Regions from separate parts of the Homo sapiens genome. Here region 2 is linked to region 1. A link is a loop called in an ENCODE intact Hi-C map of the cell type or tissue named here. Cell type or tissue: PC-9. All regions are shown on one strand. Each heading gives the region's core, and the rest is flanking DNA. Links, peaks and the distances in the headings are about the cores only. Region 1 has its middle 40 kb from the start of CDC42EP3. Region 2 has its middle 73 kb from the start of PIRAT1.

Region 1 (11,528 bases), core at 2,361-10,360:
TGAATCTGTATTATAAAACATCAATTACCTCATAAATGAATTAATGCCCTTATAAAAGGGCTCAAGGGAACTAACTAGCTCCTCTTTGCTCTTCTGCTTTTCCATCATGTGAAGACAGAGACATCTTAGAAGCAGAGACCAGACACTCTTCAGACACTGAACCTTGTGTCTTGCACTTTCCAGAGTGCATAACTATGAGGAATAACTTGATGCTGTCTATAAATTACCCAGTCTGAGCTATTTTGTTATGGCAGTAAAAAAGGGACTAAGACACTCACCAACAAATGCCAGCTTTTTACTCCAAAGCTAACAACAACAAAACCAAGCAAGAGCAATAACACCAGGGAGCCCATTAAATTGAAAACATTCCAGCAAGTATCCCAAGGTCGCAGACCCAGATAGGTTTTGCTAGCCACCTTCCTGGAAGGAGTGGGCCATGTTTTCCATCCTCAGAAAATGCTGTTTGCAAGGAAAGCGGTGAGAGCAGAGATAATCAATCTAGGCGTATCATAGTCAAGTTGCTGAAGACCAAAGATGAAGACCAAATCTTTAAAGCACCCAGAGGGAAAAGACAGATTACATGTGGGGGAAAACAATACAGATGAAGGCTGACTTAGAGAAAAAATGGAATCCAGAAGAATATGGAATAGCATTTTTTAAAGTATTGAAAGGAGAAAATTGTCAGCCTAGAATTCTATAAAAGTATCCTTCAGAAATTCAAGTAAAATAAAACGTATTTTCAGAAAGAGAAAAGTTGACAGGATTTATCTCTAGAAGACTTACTGTACAAGAAATAATTTTTTAAAAGAATGAAGAACAATAGGCAGGGTAAATACCTGGGTAAATGTAAAATAACCTTTTCTTTTTAAGTGATATGTATTTATATCAATAAATATATATAGGTATATATAGACTGTATAGATACATACATATGTAATTCTTTAAAAGATTGTTGAATGAAGCAAAAATAATGTATTGTGGAATTTATAGCACATGTAGAAGTAAAATATTTTTAAAAATAGCACAAAGGGTGGAAGGACTCTAAACGAAATTATTCAATTGGAAGTGTCTTCCATTGATTATGAAGTAGTATATTATTGAAGGTAGATTAAGATGATTTAAATATGCATAGCATAATATCTAAAATAACTCCAAAAAACCTCACAGAGGTATTACAAAAAGATAGAGCTTAAAGGTTGATACAGGAGATTAAATGGGATATTGAAATATACATGATTCACCTGAAAGAGAGCAGAAAAAGCAGGATAAATGAATGGAAAAAGATGAGAGAAAAAAATAGCTTGAAAATATATGAAGCAAAACCAAGTAGAATTAATATGAGAGAAAGACAAATCTACAGTCACGGTTAAACATATTAACATCACTTTCTGAGTAACTGATTTAAAAAGCAGGGAAAAGAGTATAATTTAAAAATATTTGATCCACACTGTCAACCAATTTGACCTAATCAACATTTACAAAACACCACTCCCAAAACAGCAAAATATACATTCTTTTTAACTTTGCATGAACTATTAACCAAGATAGATCAAAAATGCCGAGCCAGAAAATAAGACTCATTAAAATTAAAAAGATTGAAACCATACAGAGTACATTTATGACCATAATGACAATATGGAAATCAATAACCATCAGATATCTGAAAAAACCCAAATATTTGAAAATTAAACATTATATATCTAAATAACATATGGTCAAAGGAGAAATTACAAAAGAAATTTGAAATCATTTGAACTGAATGATAATGAACACCCAACTTACCAAGATTTGTGAGATGTAGCTAAAGAAGTACTTAGAGGGAAATGTATAGCATTCAATTTTTTAAAAAAGGGAGGTATAGAATCAATTATCTAAGCCTTCACATGAAGAAGCTAGAAAAATAACAACTAAAACCCAAAGTATAAGAAAGAAAAATGATGGTAAGAATGTCAATTAATAAAACAGAAAATTGACAAAAAGAGAACATCAACAATGTTAAAAGTGTGTTTAAAAAAAAAGATTAATGAAACCCAGGGCAAGACTGATAAGTGAAATAGAAAATCCCATTACCAGTGTTAGAAATGAAAAAAAAGGGCATTTCTACAGACCCTATAGTTATGAAAAAGATAGCAAGGAAATATTATGAACAACTTTAAGTCAATAAATTAAACAATTAAGATGAAATAGAAAAATAATTTTAAAAACACAACTTACTGAAATATATAACAGAAATATAAAAACATAAATAAATATTCTTATGTCAATTCAAGTAATTGAATTTATTATCAAAATTTTTTTATGAAGAAAACTTGAGATCTAGGTGACTTTACCAATGAAATCTATTATCATTTAAGGATGAAATAATACCAAGTCAACACAAGTTCTCTCAAAACTAGAGATGGAGAGAATAATTCCCATGAAGCCAGCATACTGCCAATGCCAAATACTGACAATGACATTATAAGAAAAGAAAATTACAAACCAATATTCCTTATGAGTACAGCTGAAAAAACCTTAACAAAATATTAGCAAAACTAATCCAATAATATATTTCCAAAATACACATCATGACCAAGTGAAGGTTTTTAAAGAAATGTAAGATTGGTTTCACATCTGAAAATTAGTCAATGAAAGAATAAAGGGAAACCATACAATGATCTCAGTAGATGCATAAAAAAGCGTTTGACCAAAGTCAACCTCCATTCATGATAATAACTCTTGAGCAAATTAGAAATAGACAAGGACTTCTTCAAACTGCTGAAAAGGATCTCTTAAAACCTACAGCTAATATAATACTTACTGATTTTTCCTTTTAACATAAAGAACAAGGCAAGGACTTTCACTTTCATCATTTCTACTTAACATTTAACTGGCAGTTGTAGCCAATGCAATAAGAGGAGAAAAAGAAATAGAAGGCATATAGATAAAGGAAAGAAAGAAGTAATTCGTATAAAGAGGAAAGTAAAACTGTCATTCTTTGCAGATGACACAATTGTTTATATAGAAAACTATGGATACAAAATAACTATAAGAACTAAGTAATGAGTTTACCTAGGTCAATATATAAAAATCAATTCTATTTCTATATACCAGCAGTAAACAATTGGAAAACAACATGTAAAAAATACTATATGCAATAGTATCAAAAAATATCAAATAGGAAAATGCTAAGAGAGGTGTACAATTTCTCTACAGTAAAAAACTGTAAAACACTGATGTGAGAAATTAAAGAAACCCAGACAAAAGGGAGAGACATTCAATGTTTATGAGGTAGAAGACTCAATGTTGTTAAGATATTTATTTTCCTCAGATTTATTTGTGAATTTAATACAGTCATCAAAATTTCAGTAGGACTTTTTAGAGAAATTTACAAGCTGAACCTATAACTGATATGAAAATGCCAAAGCAATCTTGAAAAAATTAAAGTTGGAAGATTTATAATACCCAGTTCTAAAACCGAATATGTTAGACTAATCAATGCATTGCAGTATTGACGTGAAGATAGACAAATACATCAAGAGAACAGAATCCAGAAATAGACTCATATGTATAGACTTAATTAATTTTTTAAAACGCTTTATTAGAGTAGTTTTAGGTTCACATCAAGATTAGAATCAACTGATTTTTAACTGAATGTGACAAGGTGATTTCATGAAGAAAAGAAGACTTGTTAACAAGTGGTGCTGGAACAACTGGATGGCCATATAAAAAACAAACAAAAAACTTGACTCCTGTCACACGCCATACAATAAAATAGTTTGAGATAAACATAGAACAAAATATAACCTAGAATAATAAAGTTTCTAGTAGAAAGCATAAAAGAGTAACTTTACAACCTTGGAGTAGGCAAATTTTTTTAGACAGAACACAAAAAGCACGAACTATGAAAAATGATAGCTGGTTTTCATTAAAACAAAAATTTCTGTGTACCAAAAGATACCATTAAGAAAATGAATATGCAAATCAGTACATATATCTGACAAAGGGCATGTATGCATTGTATATAAAGAACTCTTTCAAATCAATAATATGACAATTTAATTTTTTTAATGGGCAAAAGATTGAAGCTGTCATTTCACAAAAAAAGATACATAGAGTAGTCCCTCCCTTTATCCTTGGTTTCACTTTCCAGTTTCAGTTACCTACAGTAAACCACAGTCAGAAAATACTAAATGGAAAATGTCAGAAATAAACAATTTGTGGTTTAAAATCGTCCACTATTCTGAGTAGCGTGATGAAATCTTGAGCCATCCTGCTCTGTTCCACCAGGGAGCTGAATCATCCCTTTGTCCAGCATATCCACAGTCTGTGCTACCCACCCCTTAGTCAGTAGCTGCCTTAGTTATCAGATTTTTAAAAAATAGTACATACAGAGTTCAGTAATATACTTGGTTCCAGGCGGCCACTGGGGTTCTTAGAATGAATCCCCCAGGGATTAGTGGGTACTACAGTATAAGAACAAGGAATAGGCACATGAAAGTGTTTTCCACATCATTAATCATCACTGATATGGAAATTAAAACCACCATGAGATGCCATTTTGCACCTATTAAAATGGCTCAGATGTAAAGATAAGACAATACCAAAAGTTGATGTGGATGTGGAGAAATGGAACTCTCAAACACTGTTGGTAGGAATGCAAATGGTACGGCCACTTAGGAAAATAGTTTGTCAGATTTTTATAAAGTTAACTTCTTCATGTATCCTACAACCAGCAATTCCACCCTCAATATCTCTCAAAAGAAATGAAAACATATGTCCACAAGAAGAACTGTACAAGAATACTCAAAGAAGCTTTTCCATAACAGCCCAAACTGGAAACAACCCAAATGTTCATCAATATGAGGGTGGATGAACATACTCTGGCATATTCATAAATTGAATATTAGTCAAAAAGAAATAGATATGTATTAGTCAATAGATATATATTAGTCAAAAAGAAAAAGAAAAAATTACTGGCCAGGCACAGTGGCTCACGCCTGTAATCCCAGCATTTTGGGAGGCGAAGGCGGGCCGATCACCTGAGGTCGGGAGTTCAAGACCAGCCTGACCAACATGGTGAAACCCCATCTCTACTAAAAATACAAAATTAGCTGGGCGTGGTGGTGCATGCCTGTAATCCCAGCTACTTGGGAGGCTGAGGCAGGAGAATCACTTGAACCCAGGAGGCAGAGGTTGTGGTGAGCCGAGATTGCACCACTGCACTCCAGCCTGGGCAACAAGAGCGAAACTCCATCTCAAAAAAAAAAAAAAAAGGAAAAAGAAAAAAATTACTGATGATGTAACAGTATGAATAAAACTTGAGACTTCCAGTTATGCTAAGTGAAAGAAGCTGCACAAAATGTGTATAATATATAAACCAATTCTATAAAGTCCAAAACTAGGCAAAATTAATCTCTGGTTAAAAAAAGACATAAACAGTGGTTGCCTCTTGTTTTGGTGTAGTCAATTGTCATGATATATTCAACTGTCAAAATAATTGAACTGAATACTTAACACTTTCTGGTAGATTGTATGTAAATTATACCTCAGTTTTTTGAAAAGCAACTACATCGAGTGGATAGCAGCTACACAAATTACCACAGAGGTAAAGTTTGCTCATCTAAGAAACATTTATTAATAACTTACGTGACAAGCACCATACTAATATCTGGGAATACCAAGCTCTATAAGATGTGATCCCAGCACTGAAGAATGCATGGATTCTAAGTGATGGGGAAAGCACAATTTCAAAATGTTGAAACAAGTGCTTTAATGCAGCTATACACTATGACTGTATATGGGAGCACAGAGGAGTGAGCAAGATGTTACAGACCAGGATGATGACCACTTGTCTGACCATAGTGCAGCCACTATGGTGGCTTGGGGTAGAAAGTTGCCTTTTATTTTTGGCCTTTGGGACTTGGGGAGATATCTTAGCAGGTGTAAGGACTCTAAATAACAGTTCCCCAAAACTTTAGGACAAAGTCTTTTTCACAGTGGGAAACTGGAGATATGTTTTCACCAGAATAAGCAGAAAAAGGCCAAACACTTCCTGAGTAATAGATTTAAAGAGCAGCAGGTCTCTCAAGCCAGGGTCCCTATGCCACACTGCAGAGCAGCCCACAAAACACCCTGAGGATGTGGCTTGCTGGCCACACCCCTTAAGTCATGATAGCCCTGCTAAAGAATGTAGGGCCCCAACAAAGAATGTCCTGAAAGCCATTTAAGAGCCTTCCAGGAAAACCACAGCCAGCAATCCACCACTTGCAATGTGTGTGGCGGGGCTCCTGCTTCTCTTTGCCTTCCTTGGCTCCCTGAGCTCCCATCAAATCCCAAGTCATCTCAAAAGGAGGTGCAGGGCCAGTTGCAGTTTACTTGCTGGTGATAGAGAGGACAAGGCACCTGCCTGCAAGTCTCCAAAGACAGCACTGGGGAGCCTCCCTCTGGGTGTCTTCAGGGTCTCCCTGCAAAGCTCCAGCTCCTATAAGATTGCGATTGTGACTCTCAACAGATGAACCCCCAGAGAGAAGTTGTTGTGGGGGAAGCTCCAACAGGTTCATGGCCCCCTCCTCCATCTTCAGAGTCACCATCCGCAAATCTCTTTCTCTCTGTCCCTCTCTTCTGTCATCACGCCTCCTCCTGTCTGACTCTGACTCCTGCATCCTACTTATGAGGACCCTTGGGTTTGCATCGAATCTACTCAGATTATTCAGTGTAATCTCCCCATCTCAAGATCTTCAACTTGATCACATCTGCAGACCCTCTTTTGTCACATATGGCAAGATTCATAGGTTCCAAGCTTTAGGATGCGAACATCTTTGGGGGATCATTACTCAGCCTACCACTAAAACTCTAAGCCTATCTTACCTCGAGACAACAATAATAACCAATGCATCTAGCCATTGAGTGCTGACTATGTGATATAAATACAGATATGGAGATAAATACTGCTATCTGTATATAGAGAGATTTTTTAGAGATATTTATACACTTACATTGATAGGCTATCTTCCCACACATATGTATTTTCTCACCGTAGCCCTGCAAAGTCATTTCATTTTACAAATGAGGAAACGGAAGCCCGAGGAATTTTGAAGGACAAAACACTGTTTATAACGGGTAGTCAACGCGGGTTTGGATGACTCCAGAGCCAATGCTCTTTACCTTGTTGTCTTCCATTTCTGTTCCATGTTTTGGTGGGAAACCCAGAGTATGAATTTTGTGTATATATCTTCAACCTAATTTTTTTTCTCCAAGTTAGGACTGGAAAAGCCCACATCTGTGGCTTGGAAGACAAGGAAGGTGTTATTCCCAGTTGGCCACATCTCTAGAAAACAGAAAATTCTGCATTTCCCCCAGGAAACAAAATTGTTCATTGCTTATCTGTAGTGTATTGTTTCTTTTCTTGCTTTACCTCCCTCATTGTTTTTACTTTTCCTCATCAGCCTCCAACCTCAGTAGAAGATGTATTTCCAAGCAGAACCATTCGCCAATCTAAAATTTTCCCTGGTTTTTGAAATCTATTTCTTCATAGACTCCATCACAAATTTTTCAACCATTCTAGAAGGAAAAGCCGAGAAATACTACAGTAAAGGAAACAAAATTGGAGGCTGAAAAATATATATACATTAAACCGTGGTTAAAAAACTAAATAAAATAATTTTTGTTTCACTATCCTGTGAAACAAAAATTAGTGAAGATTTGTTTTAACTCTATTACCTGGACAGCACCATTCTTAGTTTTCTTCAGCAGAATTTATCTTAAAATATTTTAATGCGTTGATTGAATCAGAATTATTTCTCAAAAACAACACTTAAATGGCAATTGTTGATTCTTGTTTGCAAGAGCTCATTCATCTCCATTATAGTTAATATTGCTGTTAAACCTTTAGTTGAAGACAAGAATGAAATACACTCCTGATTTCCATACGCCTCTCTCACTGCAAAATTGTGTGTTCTGGGAATTCTCGGTCATATTGCATAGATTTTTTTTTAAATTGTTGCCTCCTCAAAAAAATGGCTCAAGCATATTTATTGAAAGTATGACCATGTTAAAATCTGTATCATGAATAAATTATTTCAAATAAAATTGGAGAAATCTAGGGCAGTTGGGGCAGGAAGGTAATGAATCAAGTTTTAGGGCTCCTGCCCTAAGCTGTGGTAAGCACACCAAGGTAAGGCCACCCTGAGGGCCTCCAGGTGCTCAGAGAGAGACCTCCTGCCCCTAGCACCCTGCCTTGCCTCACTGGAACCCTCCCCATCCACCTTCCCTGGCAATGGCATACCATGGCAAGACCCCCCACCCAGAGGTTTATATTGAAAATAGTAGGCAGTGTTCTGGTTGTAATATGAATGATCATAAATTGAGCAATAGGTTCTTCACATTTTTATCTTAAAATACTTAAGTGCTTGAAAAGGATTTAAGTATCACAGCATAAGTCGATAAGTGGGAAGTTTTGAAGATTTTAAAGAACGTATCTGGGTAGTTTTAAGATCACCAGAGGCCGTTAACCCTCATAATTTACTGCCTATGTTTACTTGAATCTTTTCAAATTGGTCTCCCTGCATCCACATTTGCACTCCTCCAACTTGATTTCCACACTATCAGAATTATTGTTTTAAAATGCAAATCTGTTCAGTTCTCTGTCTCACACACATACACACACGTACAGATGCACACACACTGACATGCGGGCACACACTCCTGTTTAAAATCTTTCGATGCCTTTTCATTCTCACATTTGAAGGCTAAAACCCTTAACACAGCTGACCTATGTTCCACAATCTGTGATACATGACCCTGACTGTCTCCTCAACCTAATTTCTCACCATCATCCCCGCTGCTCCCTATGGTCTGATCACAATGTCCTTTTGATTCCCTACAAGTCCTAGGTTTCTCCCGACTGCAGGACCACTGGGTATGCTGAGCCTCTGTCTGGAATGTTCCGCAATCTCTATTCCCTACACACACACACACACACACACACACACACACACACAAGCACTATTCATCTAATTACCTCCTCCTCCTGATCTTCCTCCCCAGATCTCAGTTCAAGTCCACACTTCCTCAGAGAATGTTTCCATGACCCCCTAAACTGCGGCAGGCCCCTTGACACGTTCTCGCATAACCCAGTGATCCATGGTGTCTGGCACACAGTAGGTATTCCAGAAGTATTGATAGCATGAGTAAATTAGCAAACAGATGTTTTATTAATACAGATTTATCACTAGCAGAAGTCAAAGGGGGCCATGGTTTTAGCCAAGTGAGTGAGCTGGGGAGGGGCTGAAAAGCAAAGGTTTCCCTGAGGTAACTAAACAAGAATATTAGAGGAATTCAAAAGTGGATTTGGGCGTGCATATGAGAAAGGGGTTATCTGAGGTAAAAGCCACTCTGTGAACTGCGAATGACCCAGAAAAATATTAAAAGCATAGGAAGGGAGAAGTTGCTTGTTGCTGTCAGCTTGAAAGTTTTGCTTAGAAAATGCAAAGTAATCAAGGGAAGAGAAGGGGAGGCAGAAGCCACTGACATATGATAAGTTTATGTGTGTGTTTCAATTCTTGTTCTGAAAGGTTTTAAAGAACTTTACAAAGATACATTCCATATAGTAAAATAAAACCTATTCCAAATTAGTAATAAACAAGAGGAAAACAATGTGTACGCATGAGATTAGCAAGGAGTCTCTGCAGTTAAGGTATAAAGCCTTTAGCCAATCTTTAATTTGGCAAATTCTTTGCAAAATATTTCATTGACTTCTGAAAAAATTATCTACAAATTTTATGAAAATCAGTATTAATACATACCATTTATGTAAAAATTGCATGTTTCTGTGCTTGTACATATTCTAAAAGTATGGAACTGGGCTGGGCACCCTGGCTCATGCCTGTTAGCACTTTGGGAGACTGAGGCAGGACCATCACCTGAGCCCCAGAGTTTGAGACCAGCCTAAGCAACATAATAAGACCCCCTCTGCAAAAAATAATTTAAAAAAGTAATTGGGTGTGGTGGTGCAGCCTGTAATCCTAGCTACTCAGGAGGCTGAGGTAGGAGGATTGCTTGAGTCCAGGAGGTCAAAACTGCAGTGAGCTGTGATTACGCCACTGCACTCTAGCCTGAGCAAAAGAGCAAGACACTATCTCTTCAACAACAACAAGAAAAAGTATAGAACTGATCTGGAAGAATATGCAAATATACATCAGTGCAACTGTGGTTACCTCTGAGAAGGGAGGGGGATGGGGACAGTTGAGATGTAGAAAAGGTTTTATTTCTTGCCTTATATATGTGAGCTTTATATAATTAGCTTAATTCATGTGTAACTTTGTAATTTAAAAGTTAACAATAAAAACAAAGCCTCTACAAAGATACCAACAATATTCACAGATATTGACAGATCTTAGATATTGACAGATATTTTATTAGCATATGTATCTAGTCATTTTCTGAGATCACATAGTAACAACAACAACATCCACTTGAAGTGTTCAAAATGTTTACACCTACTATGGTATAGCAGCCCCTCAGTAACCCTCCCAAGCAGGCAGGGCCGGGTGAGGCAGATCCCACTTTACCATCCCTACTTGAAAAAGGAAGGAACAGAGGCAGGAGCAGCTGGGTGACCAGCCCTGGCCTGGAGCTAATGAACAGCAGAGTCTGCAAAAGGAGTTCAGGCCTTCTGATTCTTTCCCCTGCATACTCTGTTCTTTTTTGTCCTTTGTTCACAACGTGGCTGGGAAGTCTTAGCATTTTGAAACTGAAAGAAGGAAAAATCTTTTGACTGCTGTGTTTGATTGCTCATAAAAATGCTTCATTGTAGACTGTCCTATAACTTCTGAATTATGCTACATGAGTGGTTTGAGGGTTTCTCATTATTGCAGACAAGGAAAATTTACTGCTTTCATTTAAGCCCTAGCTCTCTCTAAAGAAAAGTTGCAGTAGCCGAGTATCTTTATTATACTTTTACCCTCAGAGCTAATATCTTGAAAAGCCCTGTTGGGGGCACACATTAGTGTTCAGGGTAAGGCATTTCTTAATTCAGAAACATAAGGTGATAAAGCATATTTGCTTCCTTAATAGTCTTGGACAGTTACATTTCTCTTAAAGACAGACATTCTCCTAGGTGTCTGCATTACATGTATCCACTGGGGCCTTAGTCAAGGCACTATGTACAACCTTTTCCTCCCTTGTAGCAGTTTGTCAGAAACATGGCTGCAACAGTTCCTCCATTTCTGTGCATGCACGCCACTCCTTCCATCAGGAAGTAGAGTCTATCCACCCCTTGGCTGGGCTGGCTTTGTGACTTGTTTTGGTCAATAGAATGTTACAGAAGTGATGCCTTGCTGGTTCTGGGCCTATGCCTTAAGAGAGCTGACAGCTCTACTGTTGCCCTCTAGGTTCCAGCCCCCATTTAAGAAACTCAGGCTCGTGTATGGAATGGTATGAGGCTGTGCCCAGAGAGGCCCTGGAGGAGGAGGCCATCTTAGATGGAGCTGCCAGCTGTGCAGCCTTGTGACGACAGCCAATATAGTATACAGCAAAAGGACCACTCA
Region 2 (11,528 bases), core at 1,133-9,132, 92 kb before region 1:
TTTGAATTTATATTAAGGATTATATTTTTCTTAAGTATCTTGTGAAAAGTTTTTAAAAGTACAGTTGTAGGAAAACAGGGCCTACTTGATAACATATAAGGGTTAGGTCACTTTTTAAAAGACATAAAGCAGTTTACTTTTGCTGAAGTAGCAAGGTCTATAGTTCCTGAAATCCTAGAATTCCCTTATTCTGATAAGACTGGGTATTTAATGGTCAAGGTTCTGAGTTGCCAACAAAAGAATCCATTCTGATTAGTTTAATCAGGAAGGGGGTTTATTCAAGAATATTAGGTAGATCACAGAAAATCAAGGAGGGGCAGACAGTAGGCTCTGAGCCATTCAGGAACAATCGTGGACACACAACAGGAGCTTCTTGAGCAAATTTTCCTTTGCCACTATTGCTTTGTATCAATGAGGAAACCAGGATGGATACCAGCAGCTTCTCCCTATTCTGATCTTGAAGATCTAGAGGCCTCCATCATCATATCAATTTCTCTCCATGCAGCCAATTCCTTGGGTTGCTAATTTCCAAAATCTAAGACTATCATGGGTAGATCTGATTGGTGGAATCTAGGTTACCCTAGCTACAAAAGAGTTTCGGTGTGGAAGATTTCTAGCTTCTACCTTGGGAAGGTGCAACTTATCATATGGGATATTACTAAAAGGTAGAGAAGATATCATTAAAATTAAAACCATTTATGCTTCAAAGAATACCATCAAGAAAATGAAAAGACAACTCACAGAATGGAGAAAAGCTTTGAAAATCATATATATGATAAGAGACTTGCATTTCTTGCCTATAAAGGAATCTTACAACTCAATAACGAAAAGAAAAATAACTGAATTAAAAATAAGCAAAAGATCAGAATATACATTTCTCCAAAAAAGATATACAAATGGTCAATAACACATGAAAGATGCTTAACATCATTAGCCATTAGGGAAATGCAAATCAAAACTGCACTGAGATACCATTATGAATCCACTAGGATGGCTATAATAAAAAAGACAGATAACAGCAAGTGTTGGTGAAGATGTGGAAAAAGTGGAACTCTCATGAATTGCTGGAAATGTAATATGGTGCAGCCACTTTGGACAACAATCTGGCAGTTCTGCAAAAGGTGAAGCATAGAGTTACCCAGCAATTGCACTCCTAGATATATAGTCAAGAGAATTGAAAATGTAAGTCCACACAAAATCTTTTACATCAATATTCATAGCAACATTCTGCAAAATAGCTAAAAAATGTAAACAATCCAAATGTCCCTCAGCTAACTAATGGATCAACAAAATGTGTATATCTATACAACGGAAGATTATTTGGTCATAAAAGGAATGAAGTACTGATGTATGCTACAATATAGGTGAACCTGGAAAACATTATGGTAGGTAAAAGAAGCCCATCACAATGGATCAGATATTGTATGATTTCATTTCTTTGAAATGTATTCTTTTTCTAGGGCTGCCACAACAAAGTACCATAGACTTGATGGCTTAAACAACAGACACGGATTTTCTCACAGTTCTGGAGGCTAGAAATCTGAGATCAAGACACCAGCAGGGTTGGTTTCATTCTGAAGCTGCTCTTCGTGGCTTGGGGATCCCATCTTCTCCCTGTGTCTTCACATGGTCTTCTCTCTGTGCCTGTGCCATAATCTCTTCTTTTAAGGAACCAATTGTATTGGATTAGAGCCCACTTTGGTGACCTCATTATTACTTAATTACCTCTTTCAAGACCCTGTCTTCAAATACAAATAGAACCACAACATATGAATATCAGGGGGACACAATTCAGCCTTTAACAGTCTATAATAGGAAAACATATAGAGACAGAAGATTAATGAACAGATGGTTGTCGTATTAGTCCATTTTCACGCTGCTGACAAAGACATACCTGAGACTGGGCCATTTACAAAAGAAAGAAGTTTAATTGGACTCAGTTCCACGTAGCTGGGGAGGCCTCACAATCATGATGGAAGGCAAGGAGGAGCAAGTCACATCTTATGTGGATGACAGCAGGCAAAAAGAGAGAGCTTGTGCAGAGAAACTCCCATTTTTAAAACCATCAGTTCTCATGAGACTTATTCACTATCATGAGAACAGCATGGGAAACACCTGCCCCCATGATTCAGTCACCTCCCACCGGGTCCCTCCCACAGCATGTTGGAAGTCAAGATGAGATTTGGGTGGGGACACAGCCAAACCACATCAGTTGCCTAGGGCTGGACAGTGGTGGGAGGTTTGGGAGATGATGGTTAATGGGTCCAAGATTTCCTTTTGGGGGCAAAAACTGGAAGCATTCCCTTTGAAAACTGGCACAAGACAGGGATGCCCTCTCTCACCGCTCCTATTCAACATAGTGTTGGAAGTTCTGGCCAGGGAAATTAGGCAGGAGAAGGAAATAAAGGGTATTCAATTAGGAAAAGAGGAAGTCAAATTGTCCCTGTTTGCAGATGACATGATTGTATATTTAGAAAACCCCATCGTCTCAGCACAAAATCTCCTTAAGCTGATAAGCAACTTCAGCAAAATCTCAGGATACAAAATCAATGTACAAAAATCACAAGCATTCTTATACACCAATAACAGACAAACAGAGAGCCAAATCATGAGGGAACTCCCATTCACAATTGCTTCAAAGAGAATAAAATACCCGGGAATCCAACTTACAAGGGATGTGAAGGACCTCTTCGAGGAGAACTACAAACCACTGCTCAATGAAATAAAAGAGGACACAAACAAATGGAAGAACATTCCATGCTCATGGGTAGGAAGAATCAATATCGTGAAAATGGCCATACTGCCCAAGGTAATTTATAGATTCAATGCCATCCCCATCAAGCTACCAATGACTTTCTTCACAGAATTGGAAGAAACTACTTTAAAGTTCGTATGGAAGCAAAAAAGAGCCTGTGTCACCAAGTCAATCCTAAGCCAAAAGAACAAAGCTGGAGGCACCACGCTGCCTGACTTCAAATTATACTACAAGGCTACAGTAACCAAAACAGCATGGTACTGGTACCAAACCAGAGATATAGATCAATGGAACAGAACAGAGCCCTCAGAAATGATGCCGCATATCTACAACCATCTGATCTTTGACAAACCTGAGAAAAACAAGCAATGGGGAAAAGATTCCCTATTTAATAAATGGTGCTGGGAAAACTGGCTAGCCATATGTAGAAAGCTGAAACTGGATCCCTTCCTTACACCTTATACAAAAATTAATTCAAGATGGATTAAAGACTTACATGTTAGACCTAAAACCATAATAACCCTAGAAGAAAACCTAGGCAATACCATTCAGGACATAGGCATGGGCAAGGACTTCGTGTCTAAAACACCAAAAGCAATGGCAACAAAAGCCAAAATTGACAAACGGGATCTAATTAAACTAAAGACCTTCTGCACAGCAAAAGAAACCACCATCAGGGTGAACAGGCAACCTACCAAATCGGAGAAAATTTTCGCCACCTACTCATCTGACAAAGGGCTAACACCGAGAATCTACAATGAACTCAAACAAATTTACAAGAAAAAACAAACAACCCCATCAAAAAGTGGGCAAAGGACATGAACAGATACTTCTCAAAAGAAGACATTTATGCAACCAAAAGACACATGAAAAAATGCTCATCATCACTGGCCATCAGAGAAATGCAAATCAAAACCACAATGAGACACCATCTCACACCAGTTAGAATGGCGATCATTAAAAAGTCAGGAAACAACAGGTGCTGGAGAGGATGTGGAGAAATAAGAACACTTTTACATTGTTGGTGGGACTGTAAACTAGTTCAACCATTGTGGAAGTCAGTGTGGTTGATTCCTCAGGGATCTAGAACTAGAAATACCATTTCGCCCAGCCATCCCATTACTGGGTATATACCCAAAGGATTATAAATCATGCTGCTATAAAGACACATGCACACGTATGTTTATTGCGGCACTATTCACAATAGCAAAGACTTGGAACCAACCCAAATGTCCAACAACGATAGACTGGATTAAGAAAATGTGGCACATATACACCATGGAATACTATGCAGCCATAAAAACTGATGAGTTCATGTCCTTTGTAGGGACATGGATGAAACTGGAAACCATGATTCTCAGCAAACTATTGCAAGGACAAAAAACCAAACACCGCATGTTCTCACTCATAGGTGGGAATTGAACAATGAGAATACATGGACACAGGAAGGGGAACATCACAATCCGGGGCCTGTTGTGGGGTCAGGGGAAGGAGGAAGGATAGCATTAGGAGATACACCTAATGTTAAATGACGAGTTAATGGGTGCAGCACACCAGCATGGCACATGTATACATATGTAACAAACCTGCACATTGTGCCCATGTACCCTAAAACTTAAAGTGTAATAAAAAAAAAAGATTTCCTTTTGGGATAATGAAAATATTGATTGATGTAATGGTTGCAAAATTTTGTGAATATACTAAAAGCCATTGCATTGTACACTTTATATGGGTGAATTGTGTGGTATGTGAATTACATCTCAATAAAGCTGTTACACAAAAGAAAAAGAGGAGGGAGTTCAGAGATATTAGGTGGCCACAAATAATCAGTGTCTATTACACTACCTTCAGCTGAGAAATTAAGAACAAGCTAGGAAATAACACCCCATGGTCTCCTGGACTAGGCCGAAGTGTCCCCTTTCCTCAGCCTAATTCTAAATCAACTTGACATGCCCAGTGGGAACACTGGCATTGCTGCTCTTTTGCCACAATGCCAATGTCCTTCTGGAATCTTTGGGAACGAGGCAACTGGCTGTGACCAATGTCATCCCTTTGATGTCCAGGATGCATGTGGCCACCCTGGTAAGCACCCCTTTCCTTAGCCAAAGCTCTGAGTGCATCCCTGAGGACCTATATATGGTAGAGGAGGGAAAGAGGTTCTCAGAGACATAGTTTTTTCAGTCCTGGAATATTTGTATTTTCCAGTTAAGTGGGCATTCATTAGCCACATAACACCATTTTGGTCAACAAAAGACTGCATATTGGAAGGTTGTCCCAGTAAAAAATACTGTATTTTTACTGTACTTTTCCATGTTTAGATATATGAATGCTTATCATTGCATTACAACTGCCTACAGTATTCAGTACATTCAGTACATGCAAGTACCCTCTATGGTGTTTACACAATGATTAAATCATCTAACAATGCATTTCTCAGAACATATCCTCCTTGTTAAGCATTGCATGTCTGTACTTCAAAAAATGTTTAACCTAGAAGGCCATCTCTGTAAGATTCAACAGAGCCTGCCCTGGTTATTTATTTTGCTTTTTTACAGCATTATCCCTTAATCCCTGTTTGGCTCTTCTGCATTACAAGGCCTCTTACTCATCTCCACTGTGGACTTCCCTCAGACTCTAGTCACTTGCTAATTGGCTTGAGATTTTTTTTTCCTTCTTGTGAATGTATTTGCAGTATTATCATTGCTGTAATAGAAGTATGTATAGGAGAAAGTACTTGGTAATGGGTGGAGGTGGAGGAAAACTGTCAATGAAAGCTTTTTTAGAGTAGAATATTTTGGATTTGTGAGTCTTTAAAGATTGATGGGGAAAGAGAAGGGAACATGGGGAGATGTGGAGGAAGAGGAAAGAACCCTCCAGCTACATGAGCAAAGTCAAGGGTACTTGACATAGTCCAGAGCGCCAGGGCAGCTGTGAATAGTTTGATTTGGCTTCAATGTAGGCTGCAAAGTGGGAATGGGGCAAGAGGTGAGCCTGGACAGGTGGGCTGGGCCAGAGGAAAACCCGTAGAGCCAGGGGAGCAGGAGAGAGGCTGTCTAGGCCAGCTGTGTTACAACATACCCTTAAGGCATAAGGGATGATTAAACTAAAAGGTTGATGGACATTTTTCTGTGACTGGCTTCTTTTGATTCATCCTGAAGTCTGCTAAATTATTCCAGAATATGGAATCCAGGAACTCTTTTGTGGAGCAATGCAGTGAAATTAGCCCTCATGAGTATTCACAATGAGTATCCAGATAAGCTTAAAATCCATGCAGATAGGTAGAGAAGGAAGCAAAGAGGCAGCTTGAGAGCTCCTGGGTGAAAGGGAAGAAAAAGCCACATTCCATTGCCCGGAGCATAAGTCATAGATGGCCCTGCCCCAAGGGGCTTCAGGAAAACTAAATCCAACCGGCAGAGATAAACCAAAAGTGACTGCAAATGTTTTTTGCAAAACTTTTAAAGGATACTCCCCTAACCCCAGTGATCCCACTTCTTCCTCTGGATTCAAAGTCAGACATCTTAGAGCTAGAGGCACCAGTCATGACAGATGAACCACACTTCTTCCATCCATCCATCATTAATCTATCCGTGTAACTATCCATTCATAATCAGGCCTTTGAATCTCTGGGTTCTATATAATATAGTCCGCGCTCCTGACTTTTGATTGGAAATACATATGCATGCACACACACATACACACACGCTTTTATTTTACAATGAATAAGTGAATGTCTAATAATGAAAATCAGCCTTCTTCGTAAGTACCAAGGGAGTATTTTTATATCAGAAAACATTTAATGACAAGGACAACATCAGCACTTCCTCTGAACATCCTACTTATAAACACTCTTACTTCTTAATTAACCTCCCCATTTTCCAGTAAATGAAGCCTGTTTTCCTAATAGAACTCCCCCATATCAATTTTTGGGTGTCTGGAATAATTTTTAATGACTATCTAGTTATTGTATTTTAATCTCCTCCCCCAAATCTAAGTGATAAATGCCTCACCATTTTCTTCAGATACACACCCCAGCCCTTATTCAAATCACAGTCCTTCACTCACAGTCAGGAACCCGCACACCTGGGAGTTTGTCGAAGAAACACCACCTTGTGTCTCTGCCCATCTCAACTCCTGTCATCTCTGAGCAAAGCAATCTTACTCCCATCTATGACTCCAGTTCTACATCATTGCACTCCCTTGTTTGGGGGAAGTGGACTAGTGGGACAATTTCCCAAGTTCTATTTTGAGAAAGGGGCAAGTTCATTAACTTTGATCAGGATGGGATGGGGAACACTGAGTGATGTATTTGGCAGATCTTTACACTCATATCTCTCTTGGAATCCTAAGATGATAGACAGATTAGAGAGTAGGGGGAGAGGAAAACTTTTTTATGATTAAGAGAGGCTTCATTGAGAACCTTTTTATGTGTTTGACCTTCTCTCCCCTGGTCCAGTTGCCCCTCGTGGAGACTCCACAGACCTCTGTTTATATCATTCACAGGATGTGCTCCCTGAAATAAGCTGAATAATATCCACCAAGATGTCCATGTTCTTATCCCCAGAACCTGTCAATGTTACCTGATGTGGCAAAGGGGGCTGTGTAGATGCAACCAAGTTAAGGATATTGATTGACCTGGGAAGATTCTTCTGGATTATCCTAGTGGGCCCAATGTCATCATAGTGGTCCTTATAAGAGGAACACAGGAGAAGCCCATGTCACACGGAAGTAGAAGATGTGATGATGGAAACAGAAGGTTGGAGTGATGCAGGGAAAAGGTCACAGGCCAAGGAAGGCAGGCAAACTTCAGAAGCTAGAAAAGGCAAGGAAATGGATTCTCCTCTAGAACCTCCAGAGTAAATCAGCCCTGCTAACACTTTGACTTTAGCCCAGTGAAACTGCTCTGAGATTTCTGACCTCCAAAACTGTAAGAGAATAAATTTGCACTGGTTTAGTCACCAAGTTTGTGGTAATTTACTACAGCAGCCACAGAAAATTAAAACATTCCACTTAATGACATTTCCACTCACAAATCCGTCTCTTTGAATAGAGACCACAAGCTCTTCTATATCTCCTAGCACTGGGCACCCTGTCAGTTAGTTCCTTCGGAATACAAGAAACAGAAACATCCCAATCAACTCCAATAAAGGATGTTCAATATAATGACACATGAGAAAGACAGGAATTGGCAAAACTGTCCCAGCAGCTGCCCTGCTAAGCCTTGTGGCCACTGGAACATCCTTTAGCAAACAGTGTTAGTTTTGGTCATTGGGCAGAAAGGTCAGTAACTCAGCAACATCAGTGGCTATTCCCTCAGACATGTCTGTTTTTGTGAGTCAATTTCTCTCTCCCCTGCTGCCACCAATTACCCAAGGGAGTATTTTTATATCAGAAAACACTTAATGACAAGATCCTGTATCTATTGTTTAAACTCTCTTTAAGAAACAAGCTGATCTTTTGATCTATCACCACCCAGGTGGGGGCAAAGCTGTCTCATGAAGCCAACTTTTCTTTGATGCTGGCCAACCTATAGATGGCTGTTTGGGGGTTGGGTGCTGACCCCTGGTTCAAGCAGCTATGGTCAGGATAACAGAGCTCAGAGACACCTCTCCAATCCACTGGTGCAGAATCCGCTCTCAAAAAATACTTTTTTGAAGGGAAGTGGCCCATGGAGGTACAAAAGAAATGTAAGATCTGGTCCCTGCCCATAAGAACTTTGTCATCTAGGAGTAGAAGGAAAATATATATAGAACAATTTTATATGGAGATACACACAGACACACACACACACACACACACACACACACATACACACAAATAGATATTTGGGAAATATATATGGAATAGGACAGCATTATATTCAATAGCCAAGTATCCTAATACAGTAAAGTATCCTTTGTTAGATAAATAAAATTAGAGGCCAGGAGCGGTGGCTCACACCTGTAATCCCAGCACTTTGGGAGGCCAAGGTGGGTGGATCACCTGAGATCAGGAGTTTGAGACTAGCCTGGCCAATGTGGCGAAACCCCGTCTCTACTAAAAATACAAAAATTAGCTGGGCATGGTGGCAGTGCTTGTAATCCCAGCTACTCAGGAGGCTGAGGCAGGAGAATCGCTTGAACCCAGGAGGCGGAGGTTGCAGTGAGCCAAGATTGCACCATTGCACTCCAGCCTGGATGACAAGAACACAACTCCAGCTCCAAAAAAAAAAAAAATAAAATAAATAAAAATAAAAAAAATAGAGATTATTACATTATCAATAGCCTTTTTTCTTCCCTAATGAGATATCTTGGCCTATATGAATTCACTTTCATTTCCATGTTTCTTTTGAGCAGTTCCAAGATTTAGCTTCTAATAGGGAATGTAGTAGTTAGGTTTGTTAGGGTTGTAAGCATAGCAGGGTAAACTGAGGCTTTTTTCCCCCTTGCCACCTTTCTGTACCTCTGTAGTTATAGAAAAAAATAGAGGATATAGAAAAAATATTTGTAAAAACCTACTGTTTAGGGAGAAGCAATCTAAGCATGGCACCTTGTATGTTCACCTTTTAAAAGAAACCTTTGTAATGGCACAATGTCAGGGCCATAGGTTCTCATGAGAAACAGCTATGTTATGTTACTAGAAGTATAAAAAATTGAACCCAACTGGGAGTCTTTGAAGATAAACAAATCCCTAAGGTGAGGTGTGTTTAATTTCAGGAATTTGGGAGAAGAAATCTCAGTTAAGAGAAGAAGTTCCCATACCTTTTCCCCATTGAGAAGCCTAGACCCCTCTTCTCCCTCTCCTCCCAGGAGTCTGCAGTCAGTGGGGAGGAAAGCCAGAGGCATCCTGAGAATGCCTGACACAGCCAAAACTGCCCAATCACTAGAAGAATCTTAGGGCCTGGAGTCAAATTATTTTTATAGGAAGGAAAATGTTCCCTGGAAAAAAATGGGGAAAGTAGAGGCATTAAAATGGCAAAGGGGGACATGGGGAAAAAGGCAGAGGGTGGAAGGAGGGGAAGAGAAAGAAGGGTGGGTGAAGAAGAAAGGGCATGTCCTCAAGGAACACCCTAAAGGGCCTGGGCAGTGAGGTCTCACCTTTTGTGCATTGTAAAGGAAAGAGGAACTAGAGTGGGCCCACAATGCTTGATTTCCTCTCTTTGGTTGGGTAAGCTTTGAGAACAAGACAGAAGCCCTTCAGTGAAAACTGGCTTCACTCTTCCTCCAAACACTGGGTGCTCTTTGTTTGAGGAAGCAGGGAAAAGAAAGATGGAAGGGAGGAAGGATAATTCTGGTCCCCCATGGTCAGTAGGCAGGCATGGGTCAGTTTCTTCAAGGGTGCTGAGATGGTGTAAAACAGACTGGGGGAAGAATAATTGGAAGGCATACCTGGAATCAATAGCTCCAAACCATCAAGTCAAAAATGCATGAAATGTTTGGGTGGAGAAACAGGCACAGACAGGGTGCCTCTTCAAGTCGGCATTATCTGTTACAGAACAAACTGAATATATAGGCATCATTTTAACACTGCATAGCCAAAGAGTCCCAGAAAAGTTTCTGGTAAGCAGGAAACGGTGAATGGAAATCAATCATCACTAACTCGATATGCATAAAATATTACTATAGTCTCATTGTTTAATATTCTGCCTTTACTGACTTTAATGAATATAATCTTATTTGCCATGAATTTTATAGATTTATGCGTGACCTCAGCTTTCCTAATCCAATTTTTCTCATAAGGTTTACATATTCCTCAATGAGAAATTCTTCCAAGATAAAAGTTTTCACAAAATCTCCACAGTTGGTCATGAACAAAATATTATTATGGCCAAGTGGTGGAGCACTGCCATTAGCTGACAAATAAGTTAGAGGTGTGGCAGATATTTTGAGAGGATAATAATAATGGCCCTTATTTATTGATTACTACTTACAGCCTCTGTGCTCTACAGTCTCTCATTTAATCTTTCCAACAACACGGTGAGGTGTTGTTATCCCCACTTTGCAGATGTGAAATCTGAGACAAGGAAAGTGTGAGTGAGTTGCTCAAAGTTTCATTAACTAATAAGTAGCAGAGAGGGGGTTTGAACCTAAACCCCTCTGAATCTGAAGCGTGTATGTGCCGCCGGAAGGTGGGGCGGTGGAGAGAGCTTGTGATGGGCCTGGAGGGATGGGTGGGAATTTTATGTGGAAAGTCAAAGAGGAGAAATTCAAACTGGGCCTGAGAGGGAGGAGTAAGGGCAAGGAGGGAGAGCTGGGGAGGCCAACCTCCTTGGGACAAGGTTCACTCCAGAACCCAGCTAAATCTGAAGATGGAAACTGAGTGAGGGCCAAATGAGGGAGCCCTGGAACCACAGGCTGAGGAGTTTCCACATGATTCATCACCGCAAAGGGTGTTCTTGGGATTTCTAGTCTTCGTTTGAATGATGCAAGCAGTTCATCTCATTTAAGAATCCTTTAGGCCATTTTAAACGTGATTGTTTTTAGCAACAATGATTTTGGCAGGAAGTGAAGAGGCTGAAGTGTAGAGGGAGGGAGGAATAGGGATAGAGAGAGTATGGTGGTTCAGTAGGCTAAAGGAAAATATTTTGAGAAAAGTAATCACTCATGTAAACTGATTTTCCTAATTTAATTTCCCTGGGACAATGTCAGGCCCTGCAAATACAGGGAGAGGAGCAAGGGAAGAACAAATGGATTCTTTCACTTCTGCAGAAGCCTTCAGCTTGGATTCAGTTGAGAGGTACATGGTGGCTGATTTTTGCAATCAAGCTGAGGAGTTTTCATCTTAAGCTTGGACCTTC

What was found. Hi-C counts contacts between places; a loop is a spot of excess contacts. Peaks named below come from ENCODE experiments on the same cell type or tissue, not always from the same donor. Only the 100,000 strongest peaks of a DNase experiment are listed, where the experiment ranks them.
Region 2: a loop joins it to region 1, with 2.4 times the contacts of the local background. A loop is called at or near these places in 3 of 110 quality-filtered maps.

Annotation. Positions count from the first base shown.
Region 1 is chr2:37,706,232-37,717,759 of GRCh38, reverse strand. No RefSeq gene overlaps it. Among named protein-coding and RNA genes, the nearest start is that of CDC42EP3, 40 kb to the right of the region's middle. In PC-9, for the core only: no CTCF peak of the experiment used is centred there; DNase peaks (open chromatin) are centred at 5,719 and 6,189; H3K27ac peaks cover 2,645 bases.
Region 2 is chr2:37,796,857-37,808,384 of GRCh38, reverse strand. No RefSeq gene overlaps it. Among named protein-coding and RNA genes, the nearest start is that of PIRAT1, 73 kb to the left of the region's middle. In PC-9, for the core only: no CTCF peak of the experiment used is centred there; DNase peaks (open chromatin) are centred at 5,334, 5,834 and 8,034; H3K4me3 peaks cover 1,621 bases; H3K27ac peaks cover 4,179 bases.